Regions from separate parts of the Homo sapiens genome. Here region 1 is linked to region 2. The links are chromatin loops, found by intact Hi-C in ENCODE. Cell type or tissue: CD4-positive, alpha-beta T cell. All regions are shown on one strand. Each heading gives the region's core, and the rest is flanking DNA. Links, peaks and the distances in the headings are about the cores only.

Region 1 (5,360 bases), core at 51-5,050, 54 kb before region 2:
GTAGGATGACAGTGGAGGCACAGAAGTAGTCCATTTTCTGAGGACAGGGAAGGGTGGTGAGGGACCAGCATGAGGCTTCACGGAGAGGACCCGCGGGGATGGGGGCATGGAGGAGTGGCAGAGAGGGGCCGGGGTCCTGGGCCTGCCTATCACTGTTTCACTCTGACTGAGTCTTGTGTTCACATCACCATACAAGTTTTTAAAAATGTGCCCAGGAACAAGGCTTTAGGGACGCTGGTGGAGGGTTCCTGCTGAGGCTCCAGGACATGACCACGCTGCACAGAATTCAGAGCACAGTGTGGAGTCTGACAGCCATGGGGTCACGTCCTGTGGCAACCCTTCACTGGCTGGGTGCCCCTAAGCATGTGGTCCCCCTGTCGAAGGCTCAGCTGCCTCATCAGGCAAGAAGAGCGAATACTCATCCCCACCTGATGAGGCTCACTGAGGATCAAGGGCACCAACAGGTTTAGGATGCCCACCCCATACTCCTCCCAGTGCTCCTCAGAGGGAGTTGGCATGACCCTCTAGAGCCCCTCTGCCCACTTCTGGGCTCCTCTGGGACCACCCTGTGCAGGAGGGGGAGCTGGAGGAATGCTCACCTCTGTGAGGTCAGTGTCCCTGGTGTGGAAAACTGTGGACCAGAACCATGCATTGAGGGACACCTAAGGAGGGAGGGGCTGGTGAGCATGCTGCCCCCCACCCTGACCTCAAGGCAGGGACCCCCATTTGCTCACATCCATTTCACCTTTGGGAAGGGGCTCTGCAGGACAAGAAATGTGCTTTTCCTGCCCCTGGAGCCCTCTGAACAAACCTATGTCCCTCTACCCCCACCCAGCCAGGGTCCCTGGGGTGGACTTCCTGCCACCCCAAACCCCCAAGGCCACGGGGGGCTGCAGCCTCCACAGGTTCCGGCCTGGCCTGGGAACCAGTTCCGGTATAGCCAAGCTCCCTAGTTACTCAATTGCTAAGACAACAGCCCCCAGGGGCCTTGCCTCCTCCTCCAACCGGCAGGTGTTGACAGCACCACCCCACCCGGGCCCAGGGGAGCCAGTGACCTCAGCCTCTGGGGGCGGGAATGAGGTGGGTGGGGTGGAGGGGCTCGAGCCAGCTTGGGGTGTGTTCCAAGCAGCAGGGGAGGGAGATCAAGCAGATCCCACTGGGGCACAGGCTCCCAGGAGGAGGGTGAACCAAGCCCAGCTTCCTCCTGGCTGGGCCTGCCCAACCCGCCAGACCAGTGGCTGCTCCCGAGCCTGGGAGGAGTAGAGGGCAGGACTGGAGGGGCTGTGGTGGGCCAGGGCCCAGGGGAATGTTTGAGGCCTTCTTCCTGGAAATTAGCTGCGTGGAGAGAGCACAAAAGTTATCTAGCGAATGAGCCTAAGAGCTTGTGGGCGTTGGTGCTGGCACTTTCTTCAGGGACTGCTGTGTCCACAGCAAAGGCCCAAACTGCTGAAAGCAGGGTGGGCTGAAGGGAAGGGCTGGGAAATCGTGACAACCAAAGGAACAGCAGGCCAGGCCGGGAATGGCCTGGAGGTGGGGAGGGATGCGCTAGGGTGGGACAGGCCTGGCGGAGATGAGGAAAGGCCAGGAACTGCTCAGTTGGCTCCAATGTACCAGGAAAACTGGCCAGGCAGGGGACAGAGGGAGGGGGCAAGAAGCTACACTCTGTCTGGCACTGTAGCAGGCAGGTCAGACAGTAAGATGCATTCCAAATGCAGGTCTGGGGAGCTCAGGAGAGAATGGGAGGAGAAGGGGTACAGGCGGGGCAGAACTGCTGCACAGCCAGTCAGGTTCTCGGGGTGCCAAGCTCTGGAAGGCGCAAGGCTGCCTAGTGCCCCTGTCTGGCCTGGGCTCTGGGCTGAGCCTTGCTGCTTCTGCTCCTCTTGACCTGGTCAAAGGGCCCTGCCCTTCTCAGCCCAAGCTTCCCCCGGGACAAATCATGGCTCAAGTGAAACTTCAGTTCCTTTCCAGCCTGGCGTTAGGTGGTGTGGTCTAGGGCAGGCTGCTTCCTCCTTTGAGGATGGCCACTCTGTCCCTTCCACCAGACTCAAGGCTCTGCCCTGCTGCAGCCCCCTCCCCAGAGACAGGCATGGAGGCTGCACAACAGGACTGAACCTGGTGGCTTCTCAGACACTGCTCCCACAGTCTGAAAAGCTTAGAGTCAGCATGGGGAGAGGAGCAGGCTTGGGCTGGAGACGGGACCCAGGCAATCACATGGACCAGTTCTCCCTGGCAGGCCAGGAACAGGGACATCCTTAGGGAGGAGAGTGGCCCTGGAGCCAATGTGGGAAGGAGAAGAGGAAGGCGGCAGGGACTGGCAGCCAGCCAGGCCTCCTTGTCACCCACAGCAGGAAGGGGGAGGTGAGAAGAGGACTGCAGGACTGAGCTAAGTGGCTCAGAACACCGAAAGCAGGGGGTGTGTGTGCGGGCAAACATATGCGTAGGGCCACAGGATGGGTGGGGCTGCTGGGTCCCCTCTCCAACCGCCTCCCTGGGTGCCTTCCACTCACAGAGACCCACCTGAAGCCTGGCCTCTGCACCCCTGAAAAGCCCCTCCCCCCTGGGGAGCATCCCACTCTGGGGGTGCTCCTCTTCTCACCCTTTCCTCAGATTTGGGAGGTAGTGGTATCATTAAGAATGCAAGCCCTACAGCCAGACTGCCAGGGTTCAGTTCCTGGCTCTGCATTTCCTGTGTGTCCTTGGGCAAGTTATTTAGCCTTGCTGTGCCTCAGTTTTCTCATCTGCAAAATGGGAATAATCATAGTTGATAAGGGTTTAATGAGCAATACAAATACAGCGTACAGCACAGAGCCCAGGACAGGCTGAAACATGAGTGTTCTCTCCACTTGCCTGACCAGCACAGAACCCCGTCAGCTTCCCATAGAACTGAGGCCTAAGAGGATGTCTGCCTCCCACTCTCCCTGCAGGCCAAGGATGTTTAGGCAGATAAGGGGTGGTCTCCTAGCTGCCTAGGCCCACCTCCACAGCTCCAGGCTGGGGGAAGAGTGTCCAGTCTTCACAATGAGACAGAGTCTGCATTCAAGTCCTGCCTCAGCCCCTACGCAGCTGTGTGACCTTGGACACATAACCCAGTATGTGTGAGCCTCCACTGCCTCACCTACAAAACAGGTTCATAATGATGCTCACTGCACAGGAGGCCATGAGGACGAGGTCTGCGGAATGCCTGGCACCAAGGAACTCCTCTGAATGGCTGCTGGTTTTGCTGCCTGGTCCATAGTAGGTGCCCATCAATGTCAGTTTCCTTCATCAGGTCCAGTAGACTGACTCTCACCACGCCCGTTCACCTGCCCCTCAACTTCCCTTTCCGCAAGGGTCACAAAGTTTGAGGTCAAACTATGGGGCCTCAGGGTCTCTCCATTCCAGAACGGAGACACCTCAGCTATAGGAAGAGCCCCTCCTCCTTCCTCTGGAGCCATGTTCCCATCAATGTGAACCGAACAGATCCATTTCTCCTCACTCAGAGTTTGTCATCAAGAGCAAGCAAAGGGGAAAGATGGGCTCTGGAAGGAAGGAGAGTTCCAAGATGCCAAGGCACGGCTACTCTCGGACTCCTTGCCACGCTCAAGTGAAGGGGGGCAGGGAGGGGAACTGGCCAGGAGGGCGACAGGCTGCCCAGCAGGCACCCAGAGCTTTGCGTAAACACTGAGGAGAGGGGGTGGCCAGGGGCAGGGTGCCAGTGGGGGTGGAATAGGAGACTGGGTGGAGGGAGAGCAAGAGGCTGTTTCAGTCTGTTGGAAATAAGAAAATCGAGACAAAAATATCACAGCCGTGAAACTGGTTGGATGCCAAGTGAGCCAGATCTGTCAGGAATTCGACCCGGCGCTAAGCCCCAGTGCTCGGGGCTGTCATTGACACCATGGCGGTGGGGACAAGTGGGGCTTAAAATAGCTCAGTGTCTCAGAAGTGGGGGAGGCAGAATGTTAAATATGATGCCTGCTGCCATCCTGGGCTCCTCTGGAGGCCACAGTGTCTCACCCCCTGCCTCAGGCAGGGCAGGCCAGCCCCAGCTCACTCCTGAGAGAAGGGAGACAGAGGTGGATGCGGATGGGAGAAGGAGGGCTTTTTCCAAGATCCCAGAGGATCCCTTGATTTCCTGCCATTGCCTGTTCCACTAGCTCTTGTCTGACCATGGGAAGTCCTTCCTGAAGTCTAACCATCATTCTACTACAGCTGCAACCTACCTCTTCTTGTAGTTTGCTTAACAGAGGAAGAGAAGAATCAGTCCCCACCTACACAAACCACTCTACAGAGATGGTTTGGGCTTCCCACCACTTCACCCTCCTCTCTACACCTGAGGACCTTTCCTGACTGGATGAAGGCCTGGGGAATTGGTTTGGCCTTCTGGCTTTGGCACACAGCAGGGGCCCCTACTCCGTGAAGTCAAAGAGACATGGTATGCGGAGCTTTGGTAGGCTCCCCACCCGCCGCCTGGCTGCTCCCCAGCCCAAGCCCAGGCCTAAATGGCAAGGCAAGGGCTGCCTTCTTGTGCCAGCGTTATCATGAGTCCTGCTGGAGGGCGGGGTCTCCTCATTTCCCAGAGGCAAAGCTGAGGTACCCTTCCCCCAAGACTTAGCCCGGAGCGGGTGAGGGACCTTGCCTTCCTATCCTCACCCCAACAGAAATCAGGAGCCTCAGTGCCCCAGAAGGCCCAGGTCAAAGTCCACTGCCGCACCCTCCATACAGCTCAGGATCCCTCCCTCCTGCAGAAACTCACAGGGCAACTGGGAAGCCCAAGAGCAACTGGGAAAGCCAAACTAGGCCATCCACAGGAGTGTGGGTTCTGAGGCTTTGTTTCTTGAAGGCCTAGTGAGAGCATGAGGGGGTCCCATGTCCCAGAACCCCACATCCCATAAGACACACAGGGCCCAACTATCTGCCTTCTACCACCCCAACATCTAACATCTCCTGCTTTTTCTGTTTTTGTTTTTGTTTTTTTTGAGATGGAGTCTCGCCCAGTCACCCAGGCTGGAGTGCAGTGGCGCCACCTTGGCTCACTGCAACCTCTGCCTCCCAGGTTCAAGCAATTCAGCCTCCCGAGTAGCTGGGATTACAGGCACCCATCACCACGCCTGACTAATTTTTGTATTCTTAGTAGAGACGGGGTTTCACCATGTTGGCCAGCCTGGTCTTAACTCCTGACCTCAGATGATCCACCTGCCTCAGCCTCCCAAAGTGCTGGGATTACAGACGTGAGCCACCATGCCCGGCCATCTGCTGCTTTTTCTCTAGGGTCCTTAGTCACACTGGACTGCAGGCTACCCTGGGGAAGTGTGACCCCCCTCTCCAAGAAGGAAGCTGAGTTGCAGATACCATTGAGGTGAAAAATCCAAGAATCAGGGATG
Region 2 (5,360 bases), core at 43-5,042:
GTGAACCAGCCAGATGTTCGGCCCCAGCCCCCTTCGCCCCGAGAGGGCCCTCTGCCTGCTGCCCGACCTGCTGGTGCCACTCTGGAAAGGCCCAAGACTCTCTCCCCAGGGAAGAATGGGGTCGTCAAAGACGTTTTTGCCTTTGGGGGTGCCGTGGAGAACCCCGAGTACTTGACACCCCAGGGAGGAGCTGCCCCTCAGCCCCACCCTCCTCCTGCCTTCAGCCCAGCCTTCGACAACCTCTATTACTGGGACCAGGACCCACCAGAGCGGGGGGCTCCACCCAGCACCTTCAAAGGGACACCTACGGCAGAGAACCCAGAGTACCTGGGTCTGGACGTGCCAGTGTGAACCAGAAGGCCAAGTCCGCAGAAGCCCTGATGTGTCCTCAGGGAGCAGGGAAGGCCTGACTTCTGCTGGCATCAAGAGGTGGGAGGGCCCTCCGACCACTTCCAGGGGAACCTGCCATGCCAGGAACCTGTCCTAAGGAACCTTCCTTCCTGCTTGAGTTCCCAGATGGCTGGAAGGGGTCCAGCCTCGTTGGAAGAGGAACAGCACTGGGGAGTCTTTGTGGATTCTGAGGCCCTGCCCAATGAGACTCTAGGGTCCAGTGGATGCCACAGCCCAGCTTGGCCCTTTCCTTCCAGATCCTGGGTACTGAAAGCCTTAGGGAAGCTGGCCTGAGAGGGGAAGCGGCCCTAAGGGAGTGTCTAAGAACAAAAGCGACCCATTCAGAGACTGTCCCTGAAACCTAGTACTGCCCCCCATGAGGAAGGAACAGCAATGGTGTCAGTATCCAGGCTTTGTACAGAGTGCTTTTCTGTTTAGTTTTTACTTTTTTTGTTTTGTTTTTTTAAAGATGAAATAAAGACCCAGGGGGAGAATGGGTGTTGTATGGGGAGGCAAGTGTGGGGGGTCCTTCTCCACACCCACTTTGTCCATTTGCAAATATATTTTGGAAAACAGCTAGGCACCGGCCTATGTCTGGGGGTGGCTCTGTGCCATCCCTTCCTGCTCACCTTACACTCAATTCCTCTTTTCCTGGAGGGAGTGGCTGGGAATCTTCAGAAAGCTTGGATGAGGAGCCAGACATCCAGTTCTCCAGCTTCAGGGTTGGGGGAGATCGGGAAGCTGGATTCAGATCTGAGAGCCCTTTGACGACCAGATCATTCTTATTTAGAACGAACTAATTCCTAAGGCCACTCACCAGAATGGGGTTATTTCCTCCTTGTGAGTGAGGAGAGTGGTGGGTAGGGTGGGGGAAAGACGAGGCAGGGTCTACTGTGGGACTCATTTTCCTTGCCTTGGCTATGCCAGAGGAGCTCACTGACCTAAGGAGTAGCTGTCCAGAAAGCCCACCCAGCCAGCACAGCCACCCTGGCGGTGCAAAGGCTGGGCTGACCGGACTTCTGTGCCCCCCACATTCCCAGACTGGACGTATAAAAACACACACTAGTTAGCATTAGTGTTTGTAGCGCCACTTTACTGCCAATAGCTGACATTGCCCTGGGTTAGGGGAGAATAAATAAAATCTGTGGCATCAGACAGGTATTACCGAGGCGAAGAGTGGACTGGGCTTTCGTGGGCACTTACCCTGGGAAGGGGGTATGAGGTGGCTGGAGAAGTGTTCATGGAGAGTGTCTCTCTCCTGCCCCCAAGGCCACGGAATCTTCTATTCCTTCTTTGTACCCAAAGGGCAAAGTGGAGGCCAGGGTCTCTTTGCTAAGGAGCTAAGTAGGGGAAAGAGGCAGGGGGAGCTCCCAGCAGGACCAAAGGGAGACCAAGGTTTGGACCCCAGAACAGAGCAGGAACCCAGAGTCCTGTGCAGTCACAGGATGACGCAGGGAGGACGGCTGTTGGTGATCTTTTCTAGGGTTTCTCCATTACTGGCTCTTCGGATGGCCTCAATGAGCTAGAGGAGTGGAATGACAGGATGATGCACTGTTGGGGTAGGGTGACCAAGAGGTCCTCCCAACGCTGTAAATACTCACATCTTTCTCATAGGGAAAGCCCCCATTCTCCAGCTTGGAGAACACCAGCTGTCCATTTATCTCTATCTCAAAGGCACCTGGTAAGAAATCAACAGATAAATGGTACACTGAGAACATAGGCAGAAGTCAGGAGTTCCTCCAAAGGGGTCCCCCGCCTTCAAGTCCCCCATCAATCCCACTGGAGACCCATTTGTAGCTCCTTAAGCAATTCCCCAACCCTGGGTCAACTCCAGGGAACCTGAGGGAGGCCTCGCCTGTGTGCCCCTCGCAACACTCAATAAAGGACTCCCTCCCCTCCAACCCTACACGATTGCAGTCTAATAGGTTTTTCCCCACAGGCCTCTGTGACACCCCCTGACCTATGGAAGGGAACTCATGTTGGCCGGACATTTTACCATGTGCCAGGCACTGCGGGCACTTTACATAAAGCAGCCAATGTCAGAACTAGAAAGCGGGAGAGCTGGGATTCAGAGCACAGACTGACCCAGCAGGTGTTCTGCGAGCCTCACCTGTGCCCCCGAGGCGCGACTCGATCTCGATGCCCGGATACTGCTCCTTCACAGCACTGGCCAGCTCCAGGTAGGTCGCCTCGAAGCCGCAGGGTTCACTGGGGAGTCAAGAGATGGGGCTGGGCTGGGGATTCGGGGGTGGGGCCTCCCGTGGACCCACCTCCGTCCGGCCCGCGGGACCAGGGTGCGGGTCCTCCAGCCGGGGCCGCTCACCAGTACTCCACCACGATGCGGACCCCACTGCCCGGCTCGACCTCCTCGGGAGGGGGCGCTACGGACGTCTGCCCCGGCTCCCCGCTCATCGCGGCCGGCTCCGCTCGGGCCCCTGCTTCCGGGTGTGACGCGAACCGCGGGCACGTGACGGGGCGGGGCCTCTGGAGCGGGGAGGGGCCGAGGGTGGCGTTCGGGCGCCCCCTGCGGGTCTCCGCCACTGCTACGTTTTGACCTCGTAGGGCAGCTCCGGAGCTCGCTCCCCGGGCAGGGGCTGGGTCCGGTCCAGACCCTCCTTCCCTGGCCCGGTCTCCCGGAGTGCCGGGCTTCCCCACTCCCCACTCCCGGTGTCCGCTGGACTTCATGGCTTCATTTACTCTAATGGACTATCTTAGACTGCAAAGCGCTTTTCAGTTTACAAAAGAAAGAGAAAGTGGTGGGGCAAGCATCCTGGGGATGGGGGTGGGTGTGGCTGATGCATGAAATAGTTGACATTTTCTCGCTAACATGCCGATGGCATTTTTTTTTTTTTTTTTTTTGAGACGGAGTTTCGCTCTTGTTGCCCAGGCTGGAGTGCAATGGCGCGATCTCGGTTCACTGCAACCTCTGCCTCCCGGGTTCAAGCGATTCTTCTGCCTCAGCTTCCCGAGTAGCTGGGACTACAGGCGCGTGCCACCGCACCCGGTTAATTTTGTATTCTTAGTAGAGACAGGGTTTCATCATGTTGGTCAGGCTGGTCTCGAACTCTTGACCTCAGGTGATCCACCAGCCTCGGCCTCCTAAAGTGCTGGAATTACAGACATGAGCCACCGCGCCTGGCCCAGTTTTTTGTTTGTTTGTTTGTTTGTTTTAGTAGAGACAGGGTTTCACCATGTTCGCCAGACTGGTCTCGAACTCCTGACCTCAAATGATCTGCCTGCCTTGGCCTCCCAAAGTGCTGGGATTACAGGCGTGAGCCACCACGCCCGGTGCTGATGGCATTTGGAACCACCCTGTAGTTACATACACAAGTGTTTCTGATCCCAAAGCTCTAAACTGCTTTTTCCAGTCTTTTGCAGCTGCTTCTTGCCTGCACTGGAAAACAGTAGATGCTCTTCAGGCTCTGTGCCCCCAACAGTTTCTGCGCATCCCTTCTCATCCAGCCTCTCACTGGGGGGCTGGCGTCATTATTCCCATTTTGCAGCTCTGGAAATGGAGTCTGCACAAGTCCTCGCTGCCTTTTCCCTGCCTACAGTACCACTATGGTATCCTAACACGCCACCCACTCTAGTGTCCCTTTAGGCTATTTATTTATTTATTTATTTATTTTGAGATGGAGTCTCACTCTGTCACCCAAGCTTGAGTGCAGTGGCGCGATCTTGGCTCACTGCAACCTCCACCTCCTGGGTTCAGGCGATTCTCCTGCCTCAGTCTCCCTAGTAGCTGAGATCATAGGTGCCAGCCACCACGCCCAGCTAACTTTTGTATTACTATTATTATTATTTTTTTGAGACAGAGTCTTGCTCTGTTGGCCAGGCTGGAGTGCAATGGTGCGATCTCGGCTTACTGCAACCTCTGCCTTCCGGCCTCAAGTGAGTCTCCTGTCTCAGCCTCCTGAGCAGCTGGGATTACAGGTGCCCACCACCAAGCCAGCTAATTTTTCTATTTTTAGTACAGATGGGGTTTCACCATGTTGGCCAGGCTGGTCTCGAACTCCTGAAGTTGTGATCTGCCCATCTTGGCCTCCCAAAGTGCTGGGATTACAGGTGTGAACCACTGCACCCGGGCTCATTTTTTTTTTTTTTAAACCAGGCAGGTCGTAGTGGCTCACACCTGTAATCCCAGCGTTTTGGGAGGCCAAGGTGGGCGGATCACTTGACGCCAGGAGTTCAAGACCAGCCTGGCCAACTCGACAAAACCCTGTCTCTACTAAAAATACAAAAATTAGCTGGGTGTGGTGGCGCACCAGCTACTCCAGAGGCTGAGGCAGGAGAATCGCTTGAACCTGGGAGGTGGAGGTTGCAGTGAGCTGAGATCTCACCACTGCACTCCAGCCTGGGTGACAGAGTGAGACTGTGTTCCAAAAAAAAAAGAAAAGAAAAGAAAAGAAAGAAAATGCAGTGATTTGTACTGTTGCCTAACCATCACTACAATCCAGTTACAGAATGTTTCCGTCAACCTGATAAGTCCTTCCCACCTGTTTCTGGTCAATCCAGCTCCCAATTCCAGTCCTGTGCAACCACTGATCTGCTTTCTGTCTCTAACTTTGCCTTTTCTGGATGTTTCATATAAACAGAATAATACACTATGTGGCCTTTTGCTTCTGGTTCTTTCATTCAATATGTTTTTTGAAATGCGTTCATCCTGTAGCGTCTAGAGTAGTTTGTTCCTTTTCATTGCTGAGTCGTATTCCACTGTGTGGTTATGCCACATTTTTTTCTTAATTCACCAGCTGATGGATATTTAGGGTTCCAGTTTTTTTTGTCTTTTTTGAATAATGCTGCTACAAATGTTTAGGTGTCTTTGTATAGGTGTGTGTTTTCATTTCTCTTGGGTAGATTCCTAAGGGTAGAACTGCTGGGTCCTGTGTTTAATTTATGATTATCTTTTTTTTTTTTGAGACAGGGTCTCGCTCTGTTGCCCACGCTGGAATGCAGCAGTGCAAACATGG

Evidence for each region. A loop is a pair of places that touch in the nucleus more often than their neighbours do. Peaks named below come from ENCODE experiments on the same cell type or tissue, not always from the same donor. Only the 100,000 strongest peaks of a DNase experiment are listed, where the experiment ranks them.
Region 1: it touches region 2 in a loop (4-fold over the local background); 41 of 110 quality-filtered maps call a loop at or near these places.

What each region holds. Positions count from the first base shown.
Region 1 is chr17:39,674,018-39,679,377 of GRCh38, forward strand. PGAP3 (post-GPI attachment to proteins phospholipase 3) reads right to left here. Exons shown (of 8, transcript NM_033419.5): 4 at 600-662; 5 at 1-37. Among named protein-coding and RNA genes, the nearest start is that of PNMT, 8.2 kb to the left of the region's middle. RefSeq lists enhancers at 677-1,224, 854-4,260, 1,225-1,770, 1,771-2,316 and a silencer at 2,475-2,534. In CD4-positive, alpha-beta T cell, for the core only: no CTCF peak of the experiment used is centred there; a DNase peak (open chromatin) is centred at 2,394; H3K27ac peaks cover 1,547 bases.
Region 2 is chr17:39,727,694-39,733,053 of GRCh38, forward strand. It overlaps ERBB2 (erb-b2 receptor tyrosine kinase 2), which reads left to right. Exons shown (of 27, transcript NM_004448.4): 27 at 1-965. The coding sequence ends at 351. MIEN1 (migration and invasion enhancer 1) reads right to left here and starts at 2,839. Exons shown (of 4, transcript NM_032339.5): 1 at 2,714-2,839; 2 at 2,501-2,598; 3 at 1,992-2,068; 4 at 817-1,912. The coding sequence starts at 2,802. The coding sequence ends at 1,829. RefSeq lists a silencer at 2,521-3,080. In CD4-positive, alpha-beta T cell, for the core only: CTCF peaks have their summits at 2,923 (motif pointing left) and 3,139; a DNase peak (open chromatin) is centred at 2,868; H3K4me3 peaks cover 1,478 bases; H3K27ac peaks cover 649 bases.